2 separate regions of the Homo sapiens genome follow, and region 2 is linked to region 1. A link is a contact called in ENCODE Hi-C or POLR2A ChIA-PET data. All regions are on one chromosome and are shown on one strand. The core of a region is the stretch at or near the end of the contact, and the rest is flanking DNA. Distances in the headings are between cores, read along the strand shown. Region 1 overlaps PRPF18 (pre-mRNA processing factor 18). Region 2 overlaps FRMD4A (FERM domain containing 4A).

Region 1 (7,919 bases), core at 2,077-4,576:
TAATTAGTCCAAAATTAAGTTTTAAAGATTTTTCCTCACAATTTAAATCCATAGACAACAGAAGGGGGTTTAAAATGACCTTTTTTTCAGTTGACCCGAAAGTTGTGGTTAGATGATTAAAAAGAAACATTTGAGGATGGACTTAATTATTTCAGTAAAATATTATAATTTGCCTATTGTCTTTTATGTAATATTTATATAAAATATTTTTATATATTTCAAAAACATGGGACCATTGAATGAAACTTTATAGTCCTTAAATGTTGCTGAACTTTTGCTGTCTTGCAATAGAATTTGAATGTAAATATTATTACTGGTATAACTCAAATGTTATTTTTCTTGCATTTCAAAGCTTGCTTTTATCTTCCAAGAAGTGTAAATTTTAGTATTTGTCATCTCTCAGGACAGATACAATTAATAGGAAATAGAAGTTTGAAGAAACAGAGATGGCACATCATAGCAAACTAAGTTCAAAACAGAATAACCCCAGTGCATCAAGGTTAAGGTGGGACAGTGGTTTGTGATGCCAGGGAGAGTGGGGAAATTGTGATGATGCTGGTAGACCTGGGCAGACTGTGTTCCCAGCCACACCCGCCAACAGAGGAGGAAGGTGCTGGTACTGATGTCCCCACCCGAGAGTCTGTCCTGGCCTTGGTTTTCCACAGTGAGGGCTCGTTCTAATGTTGCACAATGTCATACTCAGATATCACTGTGACCTGTTACTATGCTTTAGAACCCGAGAGGCCTCTGTTCACATGGCAGCATGTGTGAGTGGATGCTCCCGGAGCAGGTGGAGTGGTGGCGCTGGATAGCGGTAAGAGCGGGGGCTCCAAAGGCAGAACTTCCAGCTTCACATCTCAGCTCTGCACCTGCTCGCTGTATGACTTTAGCAAGCAACTGGATCTTTCTAAGCGTCAGCTTCGTTGTCTTAAATGGTAGTTGGTAATAATAGTCCATGCTTCGTAGCATCACTTTTGTGTTCAAGCAGAATGCTGAGCACACTGGCAAATAATAAGAGCTCGTAAATATTAGTTGTTGTGTCACTGTTGTCATTAGAGGGAAGCCAGAGTCCCTTTCAGGAGCCCTGTGTTTAGGGGCAGTGTGTCCTCACAAAACAATAACAGTAATAATGATGGTGTTAGCAGCAACAGCAGTAATCATGGAAACGTTGATTAAGCATTTACTGTATCTGAACCCTGCGGCTGTTCCTGCTTTCAGCCACTTCTGCATTGAGAAGGGCCGGGGATGTGGTGGAAGCTAGATGTCACCAAGTAGGGGGATGTAGATTCACAGCGGTCTATTCTGGTTCCTCTTGGGAGGTTCAAACCTTGGGGAGGTTCAAAAGCCAGTTTTGGCCACTTGTGCTCTTCTGCTGTGCCTAGACAGGATCGTTTCTGATGGTTATATGCATGGTGGTGGCTGAGGTCCGCTGTCTGGAATTGAATTGGGGTTCCTTGCCTCCCACTCCCTCATTTGGAAACCTTTTCTTGTTATTAAATCAGTTAGAGGGGGCCAGGCGCGGTGGCTCACGCCTGTAATCCCAGCACTTTGGGAGGCCGAGGTGGGCAGATCACGAGGTCAGGAGGTAGAGACCATTCTGGCTAACACTGTGAAACCCTGTCTCTACTAAAAATACAAAAAATTAGCCGGGCATGGTGGCGGGTGCCTGTAGTCCCAGCTACTCGGGAGGCTGAGGCAGGAGAATGGCGTGAACCCAGGAGGCAGAGCTTGCAGTGAGCCGAGATCGTGCCACTGCACTCCAGCCTGGGCAACAGAGTGAGACTCTGTCCCCTCCCCCCCGCAAAAAAAAATCAGTTAGAGCTTAGTGTAACTTACCAGCGCAAGTGAGAGACAGACTTTCGTAAGATATGACAGCAATCTAGATTTTTTATATAGGACCTATTTATAAATATTGTTGAATGAGTACTCTCCGAGTTACTTTTTCTGTATTCACCATCAGGTCACACAGTAGAGTAGTTCATTAATTTCTTGTTGTCTTCTGTTTTGCAGTTAGTTAATGTTCCATATAAAGAAACTGTCATGTGACACCAGTACCTCCTAAAATTGGTCAGTGTGGTAGATGGTTTAGAGAAAAAAGGAACCTGTTCCACAGGGCTGTGACCATTCGAGGGAAGCACATTCAAAGATGTAGATCCCCTCAGAGAAGTTTTCCATTTCCCTGAAGTTAAAGATCTTCAAATGACTGCAAATAACATGAGGATATATAGAAAAATGCCCTTCCCCAATTTCCAAATCGTGAAAATTTGGCTCAGCAGGTAAGTATTTCTGTTTGTAGTTGTTTATAAAACAGTGAAGACATACCTTTTAAAATCAATCACAGTCCTTAGATAAATTCCTCCCATTCTTCCTCCCCAGACTCCTATCCATTAAGAGTTGTGTCTCTGAATTCAAATTTCATAAAACACTGAGTTCCCTTCAGAAGTAAATAGTGCATTTCCTAGGAGTGTCATTGCCAACTGCAAAGACAGAGCAGTATTTTTCAGTGTTGCAGCATAGAGCCTGCAACAATCTGGAGGTTGTGGCTGTGATTTCAGTCTTTGGGGGACAATTAGGAAAGTAAAGCTAAGGCCAAAGATAATTGACATGTGGAAAGAGACAAAGGACAGTCCGAATCTCGTAGGAGGAAGGGAGCGGTCCTGAGAGACCAGAGCTAGGCAGGCAGCTGTCGCTAAGAATGGAACTTAGTGATCTGCTGTGGGCCCAGAGCGCTCAGTGAGAACTCAGAGGACTAGGAAACAGGCTTGATAGCAGTATGACTTTTAATGCTAAGCTCTGCCTTCTGGTGATATCCTGACCTACTCCAGCACTTCAGAGCACTCTAGGGTTTGATCTCAGTAAATAACTTGGAAATGCAACCACCTTTTTGTTGGAAAGAAAGTAATAATGTATCCGGAAAGAAAGCAGGTTGGAAAACACCAGTGTTTCCAAATCTTTGATAGATTTGAATTTGGGGATTCATATCATTGGCTGCTTTTCAGCCACATGTGCTCACCTTTGTACCCCCGCCTACCCTGCCCCACCCCATGAGGTTAATGCTTCACACAGAAGGATGGTAGAACGAAGTGGGGCAGTTTCAATGAAAGGGAGCATTAAGCTGAGCTCTGCCTCTTTCCTTTGTCTGCATGTCTGGTAAACACAACTTAATGGATTGTGCCTCCTCCTTCCCCCAGTATACTCCCATGAAGCCCCTAAAGAATAAGTTTATCCCATAGCAATCTATGGTATGGTGTCATATTGGGAGTCTTGAGCTGAAAAGTACTTTCTCACGGTATATTGACGCAAGAGCTTCCAGCTGTCCAGAGCGCAAGAGCCAGCGCCAGTCCCCAGAGGGTTGCTATGGGAACACTGTTATGGCAACTGGTTTTCATCACAGACTCTGCAGTTCCATTGGCTGAACTATAACCACACGCTAGTCCTTTAATGGTTAACAGTAACTTTAAAATCATTTGAAATTTAAAAATAATTTCTGGTGGTGTGGAATAGCTAGGGAGGGCAGTGTGGCCAGCCGCGCAGCTATGGTGTGAGCTGACCCCATTCAGAATATTGAAAAACATGCTCATTTAAAAAAAGAATGTATTTTTACGTTGATCAGAACAATTTATCATGAAAGCATTGATTATTTATTTTTCCCCCATTGTAAACTTTATACAACTTGCTTAAATGAATCCTTGTGTTGCCTCTGCTGGTCACTCTCACTAGGCCACTTCCTTCTGTTGAGTCTCTTCTTCCCTCTCTGTAAGCACCAACTTCCTCAACTTTTTCTCACAGTGTTCAAGCTTAACACATAATTTTACCAATGAGAGCAGCTGAGAAGTTTCGAGCTGCCTTTTGGTGATCTCAGACTCTTTCACTGAGCTTCAGGCCGGGACAGTCAAGAGTCACTCCTGCAATCCGCTGTCCTGGCCTTCCTTAACTCACAGTTTTACAACTTGCCAAAACTAAATTGCCTTTGCGGTCAACTGCTTTTCCTTTCAGACTTAGGAGATGTTAGGAACCATGAGCGTTGCAGTCTGTGCAGTCTGCGCCTGCCTTTCTAAGTTTGGCCATCCTGGGAAGTAGAAGTGTAAAAGCTGTAGAATTTGAAACTTTTGGACCACAACTCAAAACAAGTGTATGGAGACCCAGTATTACATGTACACAGGCACGTCTACCTGAAACAAAGTCACTGGCCGTACCATGTGCAAGGCACATTCTTATGTTTTCTAATCTGTTGTGTTTCTTTTTAAAAATATGCTGGTGGTTATCCTCAAAATTGGTTGACAACTCATTAATGTATGGTGGTCAGCAGTTTGAAAACCACTGATTTTTTTTTTGAATTTCAAACTTTTATGTTAATTTCAGGGGTATATGTGCAGGATGTGCAGGTTTGTTGCATAGGTGAACATGTGTCATGGTGGTTTGCTGCACACATCATCCTATCACCCGGATATTAAGCCCGGCATCCACTAGCTATTCTTCCTGATCCTCTCCCTCCTCCCACCCGCCATCCTCCAACAGGCCCCAGTGTGTGTTGTTACCCCTGTGTGTCCATGTGTTCTCATTGTTCAGCTCCTACTTACAAGTGAGAACGTGGTATTTGCTTTGCTGTTTCTGTGTAAGTTTGATAAGGATAATGGCCTCCAGCTCCATCCATGTCCCTGCAGAGGACATGATCTCATTCCTTTGTATGGCTGTGTGGTATTCCATAGTGTATATGTACCACATTTTCTTTATCCAGGCTATCATTGGTGGGCATTTGGGTTGATTCCATGTCTTTGCTATTGTGAATTGTGTCGCAGTGAACATACATGTGAGTGTGTCTTTATAATAGAATGATTTATATTCCTTTGGTTATATACCCAGGAATGGGATTGTTGGATTGAATGGTATTACTGTCTCTAGGTCTTTGAAAAATTGCCACACTGTCTTCAACAATGGTTGAACTAATTTACACTCCCACCAATAGTATAAAAGCGTTCCTTTTTTCTCTACAACCTCACCAGCATCTGTTATTTTTTAATTTTTTGATAATAGCCATTCTGACTGGTGTGGGATGGTAGCTTATTGAGGTTTTGATTTGCATTTCTCTAATGATCAGTGATGTTGAGCTTTTCTTCTTGTGTTTGTTGGCTGCATGTATGTCTTCTTTTGTGAAGTGTCTGTTCGTGTCCTTTGCCCACTTTTTAATGGAGTTGTTTGGAAAACCACCGATTAAAGCAATTATCAGTAGAATTAAAGAAGGAAATGACCTGTTAGATGAATCTAGGACAAAAGGACTATAATTCTTTTTTGATTTTTTTTAATATGGAGATAACACTTGGCTCTCATTGTTAGTGTGAAATTTAGCAGATTATAGAACCTACAGTACTTCAAAATGCTAAATACTTCTGCCGTAATATGTAATTCTTAAGTTTAAAATGAGGAGACGTCCATAGAAGAACCGAGAACAGAAACTTGTAAGCCATCTGTTAGAAAATTGGCAGTATGTATAGCTGATCACCTTGGGCTGGTTGCACATTGTTGGATAAAGCAAGATTAAACAAGGTATTACAAAATAAATGGGAGGTCAGTTAAAGTACGAGATAGGTTTGGCTGGGTGTGGTGGCTCACGCCTGTAATGCCAGCACTCTGCGAAGCCAAGGCGGGCAGATCACTTGAGCTCAGGAGTTTGAGGCCAGCCTGGGCAACATGGTGAGACCTCATCTCTACAAAAAATACAAAAATTAGCCAGGTGTGGTGGCGCGCACGTGTAGTCCCAGCTACTTGGGTTGAGGTGGAAGGATTGTGTGAGCCCAGGAGGTCGAGGCTGTAGTGAGCAGTGATCACACTGCTGCGTTCCAGCCTGGGTGACAGAGTGAGACCGTGTCTCAAAAATAAGTAATAAATTAATTAAGTATAAGATAGGTTTGGGGCAAGAATAGTTGCAAGGAGTCTAGTGTTACGCGTCAAGTGTCTGTTGAGAGGACAGTGGCTTGGCCCTTTGAAAATTATTTCCTAAGACTCAGTGCTAAATTACATTTCTTTTAATGTAAATTTTCTTATTGGCAGTATAACATACATACAGAAAAATTACTAGAGTATCACATCATGATAGGTTTTTCACAAAGTAAACATTTCACACAGTAAACAAAGTAACTAGCGCCCCAATCAGAAAAGGTAATTGTTATTAACTCCCCAGAAATCTCTTCATGTCCTCTTCTAGTCATAGCCATGGTCCTAATTTCTAACATCATAATTTTTAAAAAATATCGGCGTGTAATTCACATACCATCAGTTGTACCCATTTAAAGTGTACAAAGGTTGTCAGCATATTCACAGTTACACAACCATCACCACAGTCTTAGAACACTTTCGTCATTCCAAAAAAGAACCCCGTTTGCCTGTGTTTAACAATTTGCCTGTTTATAAATGGAATCAAACAGTATGTGCTTGACTTCTTTGGCTCAGCTTAGGGGTTCTGATACTTACTCATCCCCAATGTGTGTAGTTGTGGTTTTTCAGTCTTGATGCTGTGTCTCACAATTTATTCTACTGATGATGGACATGTGAGTTGTTTCTGGTTTTTGCATGGATGTTTTATATGTGTTTCTTGGTGAATATACATCTCTCTATTTATATTCACAAGAATATATACCAAGGTATGAAATTTCTGGGACATAGGGTATGTATAAACTTGGCTATTAGAGTTATTGTCAAAGAGTTTTCCAAAGGAAAACCTTATACCAGTTAACACATTCCCACAGCAGGAGTTGAGAGTTCCAGTTACTCTGCCTCCTTGCCACACTTGATATATCCTCTGTCATTTTCATTTTAGCCCTTCTGGTAGTCATAATGGTATCACGTTGTGGCTTTAATTTGCATTTCTCTAATGGCTAATATAGTTGAGTACCTTTTTTCATATGTTTAATGGCCATTTGGATGTTATCTTTTGTGAAGCTCCTGTTCAATGCTTACTTTTGTCCATTTTTCCCCTACTGAATTGCCTGCTTTTTTCTGACTGATTTATAGTACTTTCTGTATTCTGGCTAGATATCTGTATTGCAAATAAGCCTCCCACTTGGTGGCCACCCTTTGTGCCAGGTTACCTTTTATGCATTGGAGAAATAATCTTATGACTGACTCAGATATTGACATAACCTTTGCCAACTATCTTTGCCCAATAGATTTTATAAAAATCAAATCATATGTCAAGCTTAAATAACAATTCTTCCTCTTGTTTAATGATGTCATCATAGTGGCATGTTTAAGAGTGTAAGATTTGTGAGAAGAGGAAATTATGTGAATGTTTGCACTTTTTTGTTAACTGTTGTATTGGATTATTTCATTTCAGATATGGCTGTTTTTGTTTTGCTTCTTTTGATGTGCAAGTTCATGTGCCATAAATGTGTGGTGTAGACACTACTAGTTACTTACGCAATGTTCATTCTCTCTCCTTCTCTACTAACAGAGCCCTAATTTGTTTAGAACTGTAATATGCACAGTTAAAACAACTTGTCCTCTCAGGACCTTTTGCAGTTAGGGTTGGTCGTATGACATGGTCCTGCGAAGAAGATACGGATAGAAGTCTGTGGGTGAGTGGGACTGCCTGGAAACCTGTTGCTTTACTAAGAGAAAGAGACAGACTTAGCTGACATACATACTTTGTCCTTTGCCTGTGATCATGATGCGTAGATGCTTGGTGGCCATCCTGCAATCTTGACAATGAAGATGTGCTAAAGATGGCAGAGCAGAAGATAAAGCTTGGCTTTTCTTTTTTTTTTTTTTTTTTTATGGCATCATGAAATCATTTTGTATAAAACATGAACTGCTTTTTTAAGGTTCTACAGAAAAACAGAAGAGATAGGAGATAGGGAGAAAGAGAAAGTTGTTGCGGGGGAGGGAGAGAGATTTATTATAAGGAATTGGTTGAAACAGTTATG
Region 2 (7,919 bases), core at 3,047-5,546, 540 kb after region 1:
TCCACAGTCATCCCACTCAGGCTAACCATTCCTTAACCCTTAGTGATTTCTGGTTCACAGAGTTCTTTACATGAGAAATTCCAGTGCTTGATCTGAATTCATGTACAAGCAAGGTGGAACACAGTGGATCATTCCAGGCACTATTCTCCATGGAATCCTGGCAAAGTTTCAAGCAGATGTCGAATAATTCTAAGTGACTTTAAGAGTTTCACATACTCTATACTAATTGCCCTAAGGAGCCATAGAGCTTTGACTATACATATTTTATTCTTCCTTTTGATCCTATATTGTGTGTATTTCAGAATTTTGACATCTTACCTCTGTATCTAACGTGTTTCCAAAAATATAGCATGATCAGGAAAGACAATTCTTGAACTAACTCTAGCTCTGTGTGGCTGACTATTATGCCCAGGTACAAAAGAGCAGGACTCGCCGGACATGATTCCTGGGCTAATTTCAAATGCTCCTTCTTTAAAAGATCTGCTTCCATTTCCCCTTAATTGCCCCTTTCATAAAATGACCAGATCCTCTCAGAAGATTTCCTTTAGACAGTTACTTTATGCCACAAATCACAAATGTTCCTCGAAAAAAGTATCTGAAGTACAGCGCAGGATATGTCTTTGTAGGAGAAATAAGACAGGGTCAGACAGAGAAAAAGACACCAACGCTGGGAAGTTAGGTGATTGTAAACTGAGAGCAGGTGTTAAAGGAAACCATATTGGAGTATTCAGAAAAACTCAAATTAGCACACGAAATAGTTAATCAACTTTTTAAAAGTTACAACTATCCTTTCTAGGGTTAATTTCCATCCACTCTCTATTTACCGCACAAACATTTGGTAAAAACATAGCTATAATCTTATTTGGATATTTAAGAAAAGAACTCCAATCAAGCCATCTTCCCTCCCTTCCACTCCCCTACCTCTCTTCCCTGGCCTCTTCTCCCCGTCCTCTCCTCTCCTCTTTTCTTCCCCTCCCTTCCTCTCCACCTTCTTTTGATGCCACAGTTTCTTCAGATTACACTCCTTACAGTCATGAAAAGTAAAGACTTGGCCTGATTTCATGTGGCCTTACCAAAGTGCTCCCTGCAAATTTTGCAGCCACCATGAATCACAAGACGCTGAATACGAGGGGAGTTTTTTTTTTTGTTTATTTGTTTGTTTTTTGCGAGCCTCATTCACTAGAAGCAGGGCTCAGAAGATTAGATGGAATTATGAAGTTTGGAGGATTAAAAATCTAACTAAAAGGACACATTAAAAAAATTCACGGACATGATTGATTATAAAATGATTTCCTTTACTCTCATAGAAGAAACCACTCAATCACCTTCTCTCTCTCTCTTTTTTTCTTGCTTTTTTCACCCCTGCCTCTGCAAACATCATTTGCTATGGTTGAAATCCTGAGACCTGTGTCAGGGCCTGCCAGAAGGCCAGTTAGAAATATATCCATCAGCCTAGAGACTCCTTTAGATTGCATTATATATAAAAGGAAGAATAAGCAGTGTGCCCAAGTGAATCCAGCCAAAAGCCAAAGCTGTGCAATGGCTGTGTATCACTGACAATGCACTAACTGTGATTAGGGGAGGCCAGCTGCCACCCTGTCTGTTTCTAGGTATGTCAAGTGTGGCCGCCCACCCAGGAGACAGAGTATGTTCAGGTGCCCTCTCTGCAACTGCCTTAATTTCAATGCTCATGAACTGTGTTTCTCACCCTGTTTTGCCATTTCCAGTTAATCTCATGCATATTTATGTGCCAATTATGCAAATCCCAAGATAAAAATGCATTAAGCACCCATGATTTAGACTGGTTAAGTCCATTACATGGTGTAATGAAATTATTGCATGATGTCCAATTTACCTCAATGCTTGCTTTAAACTGTCCATAAGTTATTGAATAACCATAACATGCCAAAATTTAGCTCTAGGAGGCTTCCTTTGTCTGACCTATCATCATACCAGGAAATCAGAAACTTCAAGCTAAATCCTCACCAAAGGGAGAAAATATTTCAGAACAGACTTAAGGAGGCATAATGTGATCAAAGTTTAAGTATGGCAACCACCTTGTCACGGATATGTCTTCTCTTCGGATAAATTAAAAATATCGCTGGGTAATTTCAACAACATTTGGACAGGGCAACTTAGGATTTAAAACCAAGCCTTGCCAATGGGATTCTCCTCTTGCCCAGTCAGGTCTTGTTCCCTCAGTCATGATGATATTGTAGGTCACTGAATTCAAATGCAGTTTGAATTTTCAATATGGAAATATCCATTTCCAGCATTAGAAATAAAAAGACTAAAAAAGAATTCACAGAAGCAATTTAAACACATACACATACACAAATCCCTTGAAACCTAAAAACTGAAGGGTTTGAATGAGAATCTATTTGCTATGTAGAGATTTTATGTTTAAACTTTGGTAGGACCCGAACCCCACAGTTTCCATGTTTATTAGACAATATGATGATCAAGGAACAAGCCATGATGTGAGTGATACTGATAAATATAATATGTGAGCAGCCTGACTCACTGACATCCATTTCTCCCCCGACTATAGCATGCCATTTTAATCGGCTCATGGTGTGATTTACGCAGAGCCTGGGTCCTGATTATTTGCATAGGAAACTCCCTTCGAAGTCTACGAGAGTTGTACTCGCGTGAGGTTAGGAGCTCGGATCCACAGATCTGTTAGGCGCCAGAGACTGCACAATACTGCGATAGTTTGCAATTTGAAAACCTGGTCAAATGAACAGATTACGATGCCATTCCCCAAAGCATTCAAACCTCATCCTGTCAATCAAGTGAGCTAGGATGCCAGTGTCATTTGCCATTTTCTTTGCTGTGGTAGGGGATCATGAAACAGCACCTTGGATTGAAGTGTACTGCCTGTAAGCAACAGGATTCCAGCTACATGCCCAGTGAGAACAAGTGGGTCACCAAGGGGATCTCAAAGATCTGCCAGCCCGCAGAAGGGCTGGAGTTAGAGCCTTTGTAACAAACTCTCACTTGAGGCTATCCTTCTAATGAATGACTCTCAGACATGGGTGAACATAACAGAGATGGGAAATTCTCGCAAAGGATGGGGTGTCTTCCTGCACAAGACCTACTTCTAACATTCTCTGAAAATATCATGGTCAGGCTCATTAACCAGCAGGAAAAAAAAATGTTCAATGACAAGAGTCTATTTGTGTCCAAATCATTACACAGGGCATCAAAGAGATGAGGTAAATCAAAGCTTTGTCCTATTGACTTTAACTCTGCTGTGTGTTTAGAGATCTATTTGCCCCTTGATTTGTTTTGAAATTTCTGGTTAAGAAAAGTAATATTTCTAGCATTATTGAAAACTTTGGATCTATCCATTTAGAGTTATAGGTAAATATAGCAGATATCAAATAACACCTTCATCGTCTGAGCTTATAATGGAAAACCCCACGTTCAAAGCGTCTCTTGAAAGTGAAAAAGCAAACTCCAGCCAAGAAGAACAAGCGCTTAGAGTCTTCAGGAGACCAAAACCAGTTCCCCGTGAGCATTTCTAAATGTTACAGGACCAAGTTCAAGATGTCAGGCTAGAGCAGTGCTCTGAAATCTTTTCTGCAGGTCTGCTATTTTTCCGAGAACACACTGGCCTCCAGAATGCATTAACCTACTTTCTACAGAGAGGATTCCCTGGTCCTCCTGCTCTGAAGAAGAGGAGGAGGAAGAGGAAGAGGAAAGAGGCTATTTCAAGTGGGAGCTGGGCACACTCTTTGCCTTAAACGTGTTACTCCTCCTGCTAAACAGCAATACGATCTGAGAAATTGGTACTTCCTGCAAACGAACAGCTCCGAGGGCTGCACGGCCCCAAAGCAAGAGTGACTGGAAATCCTGCTAAAATATGGCTGTCTAATCAACCGAGAGGCGAACTCATTTACTGAGGTTCCCATTGTCCACGCTGACAGATGGCTCGCTCCCCTCTCTGCTCTCCCCTTCCCCTCAGATCGCGCTGCCGTGCAGGCAAGCCTATTCTTTGAGAGATCCAGTTGCAATCGCCAGCCTAGTTCTGAAATGAGACAAAAGCTCCGTGAGCCTCCTCCCATGCACAGAGCCTTTTCTGTCCCTCCAAGCAGAAGGAAAAGAAATCCAGATCCACTCCCCTTACCTTCGTCCTCATCGGAGACAGGAGCCCTTCCATGGTGGCAGAATCCTCATGCCAGTTTCTGTCTCCTGCAAGTTACTCTCTCTGTGTGCCGTGCTTAAGCATCCCACATGAAAAGAGCCATGTCGGGAGCCGTGGTGGCTCCCCTCTCCCGGGTGGCGCCTCTGCACCGCCACCCGGTCTAACTTGAATCCCCAGCGCCTGCAAAGCGCCGTTCCTGGAGAAGCCTGCTCCTCTCCTCGCCCTGGTCCCCTCTCTCTTTCTCCCTCTCCCGCGCTCTCTCTCCTCCCTCTCTCTCCTCCCTCTCTCTTTCCATAATCTGCCTACAGCTCTCTGTGTACCCTGCTCACTTGACAAATGATCTCTGTCTTAGGTAACGCATTTGAACCAAGAACAGTGATCTGTAACAACCCACAGGGCAGCTCATCCAGGGCAGGAGGCGAGGGGGGCTGAGCCGGAGCATCCAGCCGCTTTGGGCTCTGTAGCTTGTTCTCTCCAGAGCTGAGAGCACTGTTGCGTTTGTTCGTTCATTCATTCATTCATTCATTCATTCATTCGTTCATCATTCCTTCCTCTCTTAAGAAGTGGGACTCCCACAGGAATGGATCTAGTTGACACCATTACTGAGCTGCTTTTCTGGTCTGTGTACAGAAAGCTGAAAAAGAAATCCCACTGCGTGGAGTACTTCTAAATACCCATGTTCAGCCCACTGTGAATTTCACACCTGGATAGTTAACTGGGTTCTTCTGCAGTTTGGCCAGATGTTTAGAGGCACATAACTGTAGCCTCTTTTTAGAGAAAGTTTCAAAAACAGATTTATGGACTCTGATCCTGAATAGTTGAGTATTAAAAAAAAAAGTGTGTGTGTGTCTGTGTGTGTGTGTGTGTGTGTGTGTGTGTGTGTGTGTGTGGACGCGCGCGTACGGGCACACTGTCCAGGAGTCCAAATAAATCAGGATTGACTGTTTCATTCAGCATTGCTGGTCACTTGGAAAAAAATACACAATGAAAGAAAAATGGCAAAGACCTAGGTCAGAGCATAATGCAGTTGAAAAGATGAGATTTTTCTGAACTTCTTTATGCTTGAGGAATTTTCTCTGTGAGAATAATTCAACATCTCTACTTCAACTGGTGACTCCTTAAATGTGGCTACACACATCTATGCCATCACCAAGGGGCCAGGACCCCTTTTGCATCATATATGTGACACATGTGCACCATACATGAACCTATCAATGTGATTTAAGGAAGATGCCCCTGTCCCTTGCCCTTCTTTCCATCTGTGATTCTTGTACTCACAAGACATCCCCAAGATAGGGCGAGCCACTCTGTCCTCCAGATGGAATCACAGGCTGGTCCCAGGCCCCTGCCTCTTCCTTCATTGATGCTTTTCACCCCTAATTAACATCCTTCTTCTCCTCCCGTTCACACATCAGCATTCCAATAGAACTTCAGTATCTACACCAACTCTATCACCTCTTGATCACCTCCTTCGTAGTCTCCAGTTTGCTTCCTTTTTTTTTTTTTTTTTTTTACAGGGTGTCTGTCTGTTGCTCAGGCTGCAGTACAGTGGTGCAATGATGATGGCTCACTGCAGCCTTGAACTACTGGGTTCAAGAGATCCTCCTGCCTCAGCCTCCTGAATATCTGTGACTGTAGGCATGCACCACCATGCCCAACTAATTTTTAATTTTTTTATGGAGACAGGGTCTTGCTATGTTTCCCAGGCTGGTCTCAAACTCCTGGCCTCAAGAGATCCTTCCGCCTCAGCCTCTCAAAGTGTTGGGATTACAGATGTGAGCCGCTGCTCAGGGTCCAATTTTCTATTCTTAACTCTTTCTCTGCGTCACCTTAGTTGCAGGCTGCAACCTCATTCTCACTTAACCAGACATGTACATCCTTTGACCAGAGTCTTAGCATCCTGACAAATCTGTAGACCCAACATATTGAGTGCAACTCGCTGTCCTTATATAAAAGATTATTGCCATTTCTGGGGGACTCTGGACCTTATTTCTTGGGTATTGACTTAAACAATACTTCTTATTTTGTATTGTAGTGTTTAGGGATCCCTAATATTTTCTTCTATTCATGTAGTCATTCAACAAATAGTTGTAAGGCACCTAGTATGTGCTGGAAGCTGTTCTTGTTCTGATGATACAGTGGAGAATAGGGTAGACAAAGTCCTTGTTCCAAGGCCCTATATTTCATAGCAGGTTTGATACAAAACTCAACCAACTCATCAAGCCCTTCCATCTATCATTGCATTATTCATACCAACCTCTCCCCATGTTTTTGGGTTTCTCTGTGGGATTGCAAACCTTCTGATGTGACTTCCATTTCCAGTTTAGTGCCAGTCTCTTTGTGACACTTCTCCTAACTGTACACCCATGATCAACTTTCTCCTAGGAAATAAAAAACCAAAATGTCTCCACGAGAATCTCATTCCTTCACCTCCATCTTTTTTTTTTTTTTTTTTTTTTTTTTGAGACGGAGTCTCCCTCTGTTGGCCAGGCTGGAGTGCAATGGCGCAATCTCAGCTCACTGCTATCTCCGCCTCCCAGGTTCATGTGATTCTTCTGCCTCAGCCTCCCGAGTAGCTGGGATTATAGGCACGCACCACCACTCCCAGCTAATTTTTGTATTTTTAGTAGAGATGGCGTTTCACCATGTTGGCCAGGATGGTCTCAATCTCCTGACCTCACGATCCACCCCCTCGGCCTCCCAAAGTGATGGGATTACAGGCATGAGCCACTGCACCCAGACTTACTTCCATCTTTAATTCTATTCTCTGTCCTCTTCCCCAGACCCTTCCTCTATCTCCCCAAAGGTTTCATTTTTCAGTGTCAGGGAAGGAAATCACTCTTGTTTACTCAAAACAGAGATGCCGTTCCTCATCCTCCCCGGTTATTGGCCCTGAACCATTAAAACGACTTGTTATCCCACTCACTGTTGAGACATCGCCCATGCCATGTGCTACATTTAGCTTCCATCCCTTTGGATTCTTCAATAACTAGAATAAGCTGCATCCATTATTTGCTTTTTTACTTTCGACAATTCTTTCCTGAAGCATTCTGCCCTGTTCATGACATGTAAAGGTTCATGAACAGGTTTGCACTGTTTGTGCCCTTTCTAAACTCAGAAACCCCTCTCATCAGAATTTCCAATCATGTACCCTTCTTTTTGTTTGTTTTTGTTTTTGTTTTTTTTGAGACAAAGTATCGCTCTGTTGCCCGGGCTGGAGTGCAGTGGCATGATCTTGGCTCACTGCAATCTCTACCTCCTGGATTCAAGTGATTCCCGTGCCTCAGCCTCCACCATGCCCAGCTAATTTTTTTTGTATTTTCAGTAGAGATGGGGTTTCGCTATGTTGGCGGGGCTGGTCTTGAACACCTGGCCACAAATTATCCACCAACCTTGGCCTCCCAAAGTGCTGGGATTATAGGTGTCAGCCACTGTGCCTGGCCCCAATCATGTCCCCTTCTCAAGAGTTTTATCCTTGATATTAAAAAAAATATATCTCTGGTACAATTGATTACCTGCCCCGCTGCCTCCTGGCCCTCTGTACTCTCTCTGGCTCTCAATCTCCCTAAAGGTTTGTTTAAAGTAGATAGAACAGAGGGGGGACTATGCCAAGGTTAAACAAAATTCGACTGATTGCATGTTTAAGGCCGGTTGTTTTCTGAAAAACTCCAACCATAGATTTTGGAACCAGAATAGCTTTCCTGAGTCAAAGGAAAGGACTTTCGGAAGGAATTTGGAATATTCTGTATAAGTGCACCACTTAGGGAGG

What was found. Hi-C counts contacts between places; a loop is a spot of excess contacts on that map. ChIA-PET counts read pairs that join two places held with the same protein, here RNA polymerase II (POLR2A). Pooled maps may share reads with other maps.
Region 2: a loop to region 1 is called in a pooled map, with 1.9 times the contacts of the local background. The contact joins two enhancer-like sites. A Hi-C loop is called at or near these places in 2 of 50 pooled maps. POLR2A ChIA-PET finds 5 or more read pairs at or near these places in 4 of 52 experiments (Caco-2, H1, activated CD4-positive, alpha-beta T cell and 1 more).

The regions. Positions count from the first base shown.
Region 1 is chr10:13,630,550-13,638,468 of GRCh38, forward strand. It overlaps PRPF18 (pre-mRNA processing factor 18), which reads left to right. Exons shown (of 10, transcript NM_003675.4): 10 at 1-310. Among named protein-coding and RNA genes, the nearest start is that of PRPF18, 48 kb to the left of the region's middle. Within about 2 kb of position 3,327, at least 10 of the 41 ENCODE cell types and tissues checked have a DNase peak (open chromatin) inside an H3K27ac peak, as active enhancers do.
Region 2 is chr10:14,169,880-14,177,798 of GRCh38, forward strand. All of the region lies in intron 2 of FRMD4A (FERM domain containing 4A), which reads right to left. Among named protein-coding and RNA genes, the nearest start is that of FRMD4A-AS3, 100 kb to the left of the region's middle. RefSeq lists an enhancer at 5,569-6,068 and a silencer at 7,428-7,589. Within about 2 kb of position 4,297, at least 3 of the 41 ENCODE cell types and tissues checked have a DNase peak (open chromatin) inside an H3K27ac peak, as active enhancers do.